Linked DNA regions of Homo sapiens: regions 2 and 3 are each linked to region 1. A link is a loop called in an ENCODE intact Hi-C map of the cell type or tissue named here. Cell type or tissue: dorsolateral prefrontal cortex. All regions are shown on one strand.

What was found. Hi-C counts contacts between places; a loop is a spot of excess contacts. Peaks named below come from ENCODE experiments on the same cell type or tissue, not always from the same donor. Only the 100,000 strongest peaks of a DNase experiment are listed, where the experiment ranks them.
Region 2: it touches region 1 in a loop (5-fold over the local background); 4 of 110 quality-filtered maps call a loop at or near these places.
Region 3: a loop joins it to region 1, with 5 times the contacts of the local background. A loop is called at or near these places in 4 of 110 quality-filtered maps.

What each region holds. Positions count from the first base shown.
Region 1 is chr16:50,862,115-50,864,614 of GRCh38, forward strand. The region is part of intron 1 of LINC02128 (long intergenic non-protein coding RNA 2128); the gene reads left to right. Among named protein-coding and RNA genes, the nearest start is that of LINC02128, 23 kb to the left of the region's middle. In dorsolateral prefrontal cortex, a CTCF peak has its summit at 1,435; a DNase peak (open chromatin) is centred at 1,467; H3K4me3 peaks cover 884 bases; H3K27ac peaks cover 2,179 bases.
Region 2 is chr16:51,981,652-51,984,151 of GRCh38, forward strand. No RefSeq gene overlaps it. Among named protein-coding and RNA genes, the nearest start is that of LINC02911, 95 kb to the right of the region's middle. In dorsolateral prefrontal cortex, CTCF peaks have their summits at 1,270 (motif pointing left) and 1,469; a DNase peak (open chromatin) is centred at 1,273; H3K27ac peaks cover 269 bases.
Region 3 is chr16:51,055,998-51,058,497 of GRCh38, forward strand. LOC107984887 (a long non-coding RNA gene) reads right to left here. Exons shown (of 3, transcript XR_001752177.2): 3 at 1-1,667. Among named protein-coding and RNA genes, the nearest start is that of LINC02127, 39 kb to the left of the region's middle. In dorsolateral prefrontal cortex, no CTCF peak of the experiment used is centred here; no DNase peak of the experiment used is centred here; H3K4me3 peaks cover 1,307 bases; H3K27ac peaks cover 2,157 bases; H3K27me3 peaks cover 422 bases.

The sequences.
Region 1 (2,500 bases):
GGTTTGTTGCTTCTGCTGGGCCCTTCTGAGTCACTGCATATTTTTATGCGTTCAGTAATATAGTGTGAGTCATTCTCCAGCTTGGGGGTATTTTGGGACTTGTGGTGTTTTACTTACAATTGCAGAAAAAAATCAAATATTACAGAGGTGATAAAAAATACAGCAAATTCATATGACCCAGCTCAGTGTGCATAAAATTCCAGGACGGGAAAGAGAGCCACGGCATGAGGTCATTGCCAAGGGTTCTTTGGGGAATGTGGTTAAGGTACAACCCATTTTTTTTGCTGAAGTCAAATAAGGGGGTGATTTTAACATTCCTAAGAAATCTTCTTAGGCCAAAGGTTGAAGGTGCCAGTCTTCATCCCATTCGCAAGAGTCCAAAGAGGGGAGGAAGTTCCTCCCTCAACGAGAGCTGTTTATTCCAGATTTTCTAGTTTCTAGACTGGGGTGTTGGCTGTGGGAAGGGGGTTGGATGGAAGCAGGGATGGAGAGGATGGTGCTGAAGCTGTTTCCCCAAATGCGCCATGGCTTCAGCTCATCCGGCTCTGACAGAGCCCCCATCTCAAGAAGCTGGGGGTGACAGTGGCTGAGTCAGGCTGGTGAAAGGGCTGAGGCGGGTGCATTTGCCTTGAGAAACTTTAGGGAGAGATGAAGGAATGCTGAGTGTCCCCAAGGGGATTCTGTCATAATGGAGAAACCGAGTCACAGTTGAGCAGCTCCTTACAGGTGATGTGTCATGGAACCAGGCACTAAAGCAGGGATGAATATCACTTTTCCCCCACCAGAATGTCCCCCTTACTGCTCTGTTCCCTCTATTATACCACACACCTTGGACGAGCCACTTCCCTACTGTGGGCATTGGTTTCCCCATCTGTAACAGTGAACTAGATGATTGACAAGGCTGACCCAGCTGGATGCTCTGCTTTTCTGACATGATCTAGGCTGCTGAGACTAGAACCCTTGTTCCTCCGGGAGCCCAAGTGTGCAGGGCACCGAGGCAGGTCCTAGGGAGTGAGGTGTGGCCCAGGTATTGGGGTTGCAGCATTAATTGCATTCTGAGCACATGTCTACCTCTCAGAGCTGCGGGGCCTGTCTCTTTCTATTAGTTTAACAAGCCCTGGTATTAATGAGATTGCTCTATAATTGAACCTTTTCACGGGTCCCTCGGTAATGAAATTATGCTAATTTGCATTCAGCACCACCAGGCATCCATCACGCGGGACCAGCCGGGAGCGGCCGGTGAGGCGGCGTGAATGCGCCGCTAATTATCACCGAAATGAACAAACCCAGCAGTATTATTATTTCATCTTCTGCCCCATCCCTTCCTCACTACCCGCCTCCCCCACCCCATCTATATTTTTGTCTTTTCATTCACATGACTGCCGGGGCAGGGGTGGGAGAGGGTGGGAGAGGGTGCCGGGGAGGATGCCGCCTCTCCACTGTGTGGCAGCATGGACCAGGGAACAGCACAGGCCCAGGACTGCCCGCGGGCTCCGTGGGTGCAGGCGTGGGGCATGTGTGCACGTGTGTGCAAGAACCCATGCTGCTTCTCAGCCCGTGTGCAGCGTGTGCTGGTGTCTGGGTGTGCAAACCAACTGCATTTATTCGTGAGGCTGGGTATGTCAGAGTGTGAACCTAACCTTGGGTGTATGTCTGTGCTGTTGCGATGCAGGCATGCTTCTGTCTGGGCAGGTCTGTCTGCTTGTGTGGGAGTGTGTGTGTGTCCTTGTGAAAGCGGTGTGTGTGTCACTGTCCTGGCTGGGGGTCACAGTGTGTGTCTCTGCTGAGGGCCTGAGTGCGTGTGTGTGTGTGTTTTTGCCAGTGTGCATATCTGTTTTAGTGGGAATCTCAGCAAATATCTGTGCTTGTGTCATTGTGTGTGAGTGTGCGGTATAGACGTTAGTACATTTGTGCATGGGGCCTGGCACATCAGTGTGTGTTATAAGGTGTGTGTTTGGGATGACTGGTGTGGTGTCTGTGTTGGTGTGAGTAGGTTCTCAGTGTGTGTCTCTATGTGCCTATGTCAGTGTTTAGATGGTGTGAATATGTGTGTGAGCATCTGGCCTTGTGTTTGGGAACATCCACTTACCTGGCCTCGGAATGGTGTCTGGGAAACCCAATGGCCTGGGAATGGTGGCTCACTGAAATGGCTACACCCATAATGGCTCTTGGTGAAGGGACAGGGCCACCATGACAAGGGGGCAACTACAGTGCCCTCCTTCCCATTCGCTGAGCCCCAAGGAATCCTCCTGGTCTCTCAGGTGAACAAAGAATAGTTCAGATTGATTTTCTGGCCAGGCCTGCTGGATGGAGGCTTGGAGGAGAAATTTTATTTGATTCAGAGAAAATATTTTGATATTCCTTTTTAACCTGAGTATGTGCAGTAAGATTCACTCTGGCTTCGTTGGGTAAACATTTCTTGGGTGCCCCTCTGTGCCAGGCCTGCTGGGTGCTTGGGGCCAATGGACTGGGAGGGAAAGAGGCCACTGAAATCCTCTCC
Region 2 (2,500 bases), 1.1 Mb after region 1:
TACACGATCAGTTTCTATTCTAAAGGGAGAAGCCTCCATAAGCTCCCAGCATCATCAATAAGCCAAGAAAACCCTGCGATTATCATTGTTGCTATATCCCTTGGTGCTCAGAGGATACCCTCAGAAGAGTTCAAACTCTTAGAGGTCCACGTTCCTCTCTGTGCCTTGTCCCTCTCTCTGTCAGCTCAGAGGGACAACCTCTCTGATCTGGCACAGAAACTCTCTCTTATCTGGCACAGAGGGGGACAGAGTCTGAGCCAGCACAGAGAGGGACAAGGACACAGGCCACATGCCTCTGTTCTGGGTTCCTATTGGAGACACCAAGGCCAGGTACTAAACTTATGCAAGAGGGAGCCGTCTTCTGCAAGTGAGGAAAAGGCTTCAGCATTTAAGCAGGATTTCTTTACAAATTCCTTAATTTCACCTTCCTGAATTTTACACTGAATTTTGTCAGTTTATAAATTTGCACTATAGCTCGGCACTGGGAAGAGGAGGGGGGCAGATAATCAAACCTACGGGCGTTTTACACACAGACACTGAAAAATAAAGACCATTAGCAAAAAGTATAATTAAATTAAAATGCCAACTTGCCAAGGAAGCTCAGTAAATGGGAAATATATCAAACTGTGATAATACAAATGGGCTATTTCTCAAGATGTGAGAATGTCAATGGAATAAACTCTGATAATTTGCTGACTTTTTATGCTGAAGGTAGAGTAATACCTTAAAAATAAATGACCACAATAACACACACACACACACACACACACACACACACAAAACCGTGCAGTATGTGCACAACTGTTTAACCATGCTAATATCACAAGCCTAGGAGCCCCCAGGGCTGGAAGATCTAGAAAAATCACTTAAAGCCCAATTTCTCCTTTTGGGTGAGTTGGCCAGACTCCAAATCCCAGCAGAAATTTTTTATTAGTCACTGGATCTACTTTCTTAGGTCCACTCAGCCTAATTTATTTTGAATGCGTGTTTGCCAGTTAAGTTTAACATATCCAGTTAACGATAGCTGAATATTCTCTAAAAACAATCTTATAATGAAGCTACGGTTCTTTGTAGAATATTGAAAATTACTTTTGGCATGCAAGTTCGTTTCCTTAATTCCTCTTTTAGTGTGCAAATAACCTTTGAAAACCTGCTTCTAGGTGTTTATGTGTCAGGACAGTATCAAAAATTATTCAATTGCCAAGTCACATGTCAACACTTCTACTACAAAGCCTCTGAGAACCCTGATTCTCACTACTCTGCTGCCCTCTAGTGGAAACCTGACAAATCCTCGCCTTCATTTCAATTTATTTATTTCAATGGAAGCATCGAATGGAAAACTCTTTGCATCACACCTTGATGGTAAGAGGCACTTTAGAAGTAGCAAACTTTAAATGACCTGAAAACTGGAGACTCAATTGAAATCCCTTGGAAGAACATTTAACGGAGGTGAGGCTGTCAAATATTTTCTAGTTATTTATCTAAGAATCACCTGCAGCTACAGCCATGCCTTGGAAAAAAAAGACGGGGGGCAACCCCTATGTTCATGTGATGGGCTCAATAGACTGTCTGCTCACGGGATGTTTGGGAATGGCTCAGTCTCTCAATTCTAGAATCACAGTGCACAGGCCAGAGTGTCAGGGGGAGAAGGGACATTTAAAGTTCAGTCATCCTACTGCTGGATGATTTCAAGCAACATAACTGAAATATTCAAATTCTTAGTTGAATTAAAGAAAAATCACTACATATATAACAGTACAGCAGGTATGCAGTTATCACAATGACGTGCAATTGATGAGTCATTTCATTTCCTTCCGTCATCTGATGAGAAGACAGACGCCCAAAGAGGGGAAGGGACTTGCCTAGCACCCACAACTAATAGGTGGCATAGCTGTCACCAGAACCCGTGTCCTGTGATTCATAGTTCAGGTATTTCCCTGTTACAACATTACAACAGGTGCCTTCAAAATTTATTTTTTACTTCTATGTTCGCAGCATGTGTGAAACACATTTTCATAATGTTGCAATGGACATTAACAAGTAACCTGACAAATAAGAACTGAATTATGGAACCTTATGGAACAATTACTTTTAGGAATAAATTAGAGTGGATTCCAGTTTATTCCCATAACTGCATCACTCTTGGAATCCATGAGTGGTTTGCAAGTGGTGCAAATACAGCCACGAGGAACTGTTCATGTGAGAAATAGAAATTTCGATTCATAAATACTGATGTGTGAGAAATGTAACTTTCTTTAAAAACTCAGTTTCTATTTAGACTCCCATCTCACTGAGTGATGGAAGCTTACTTTCAGTTGATTCAGTGTTGGTCTGTCTTCCCACTTTATCTGGATTTGAGTAGAGGGACCAATGTAGTAGGAAAGCACCAGAGAGACAGGTGCAGCCCTAGTCCCCAGTGTCATCATTTCTTCAAGGTGGCACCCGTGAGATTTCCTCATCCCTGTCAGGCGCTCCGTCAACAGTCTTGAGGCCTGCCAAC
Region 3 (2,500 bases), 190 kb after region 1:
ATCCATCAGAAAAGGATCTCAGAAGGGAAGAGAGGCAGACATCAGAAAACACACAGAGAACATAGAGAGCTCCAGGACAAGGGTAGGACAGACAAGGATGGAGACAGAGAGACATACAGAGAGAGAGAGAGAGATTGAAATTCAGAGGGAAAGACATTGAGGGAGAGAATGAGAATAACACGATGCAATTTCTTTCTCTAGGCTGCTTTGAAAAGTAATAGCTTATGCCCAGGAGACTGTTCCCTTTAAGTTGTACATGTCCTTTCCTGGCCATATGTCAACTGGACCATGCATTGGAAAGTTTTATAGGTGTCTGAAAGGCTGTTCACCCCTTCTTCTTGGGCATTTGGGGGGCCCTTACCGTGGAATCTCCTTCTCTTTCAAACAGTACCTTCTTAAGCTCCTGTCCCTTCTCCAAATGACTTTCCTCCTTCCTTTCTAGCAACTCAGTGTTTTTCTTTTAGCTCCACCTCCTAGAGCAGGCTTCAAGTTCTTTTTGACATCACAGGGTTAGTCATTTCCCTTTAGGAATTGTAAACATAAATGACACCCTGGACGAAGTCTAGACTGGGTCCTCAGTCCTCTTTGGAGAATGAGAGGTGTCTGTTCTGTGGGCACCATCACCATGAAGCCTGTGAGAGGGTGCCAGGCCATCCCCAGCTGAGGAGTCAGCACTGATTCCCCCTATCCATCCTAGGCCCCTCCATTTCAGAGGAAGAATCCTGTTTAGTATCATTTGGAGCACCCCTTGTGTATCTGTCAGGTGTTAGCGTCTGGGACAAAGCCTGTACCTTCACCGAGAGGACATTCCAGGAGACAGGTTACAAGAAACAAGCACACCAATACATACCACAGTTCACAGTAGAGATCAATGCTTTGCAAAAAATACTAATAATAAAGTAGTAAAATGATAGAGCATGGTTGGCGGGAGAGGTGGTTTCTCTAGATGGGGTGGGCTGGGATTGTCACTCTGAGAAGGAACATTTGAGTAAAGACTAAAATAATGTGAGTGGGGGAGGGCAAGTAGATACGCCGAGATGAGAATAAGCTAGACATTGTCAAGGAACAGAAAGAAATGCCTTTCTATTCCTTAGTTGTATTTGGAGACCTAGAGAAGTTGTGGGAAATAGCAAGTTTGGCATCCTCACTTGCAGCATGTGCTAGCGTTACCTACACTACAGTGGACATGAAATGGTTAAAGAGCAACCTCCCTCTACCCCACACCCATGCAAATGTCAGCAGCCAAGGGGGACACTTGGTCATGGAGCAGAGAGAGAGTCCAATAATCCATGCCCTGAACCACCCTCGAGCCTTCCAGCCGAAGCTGCTAGTTCCATCCACAGCCTGAGTGCAGTGAAGCCCTCTCCCCACCCATCCCTGCAGCTTAGACTAACTCCCAGACACAGCTAAGCCAGGAAAAGGCAGGTCTAGATGTACAGCACCAACCAAACAGCCCAAACCAGGGCTGCAGGCATTCTGTAGGATACAACGAACGGAGAGAGAAAACAAACCTTAGCTCTTAAGATCTAAAGAAGAGAGATGGATAGAACTTTAAATATGCAGTTGATTATTCTGAATACTTAACTCTGAGCAGTTGCACACAGGAGAACTGAGAATTCTGTACAACTGGTGTTAAATGCAGGTGGACTTCTTCCATCCAGACCGGGCTGTAACACAAAAGCATATTGATGCTGCAAACCTCGGTTTATGAAACAAGAAAGAAATGCACAGAGAACAGAGAATTTCTGCAGTCACACATGGATAATTTCCAGGAAAGAGAGATTAGCAGTGAACGTCACTGTGTGTGTATGTGTGTAATTTTATATTTTATATATATATATATATATATATATATGTATGTATGTATATAGTTGTCTGTATACAGAAGAGCACTCTGACAGGGCTCCTTCTCATCTTAGAGTTCTATTCATCATTTATGGGAAGAACTAAATCCAAGCAGAAAATAAATAGAAAGAAGCAGTGATTTTAAACCCGATCTTCTCTTTGATTACATTAAAATTTTAAACTTCTGTATGGCCAAAAATAAAGAGAGAGAGAAAGAAAGTCCTAAACAAAGTCAGAAGGCAAGCAGCAATGTGGGAAACAGCATCACATAATAGACAAAGGGCTAATTTTTATTATTTACAAAGAGCTCTTACAAATCAATAAGGAAAAGACAAACAGCCCAATAGATAAATGAGCAAAGTACAGGAACAGGCAGATAGCAGAGAAAAGCAACGCATTTGGCCAGTGACATAGGAAAATAAATCCAATCTTATTCACAATGAAAGTAATGAAAATTAAAACATTGTATTTTTAAAGCAAATGGGCAAAGTTTTAAAATTTGGTCTAATTTGGAACCCCCAGAAGCAGACTCTGAGATGTTTTAGTAGAAGTGGTTGATTTGGGAGGAATCCCAGGAAATCCAGGAGCAGAATGGGGAGGGAGAGAGGGAAGGGAAGGGAAGGGAAGAAATTAATCAAGTTACCTTTGTCACTAG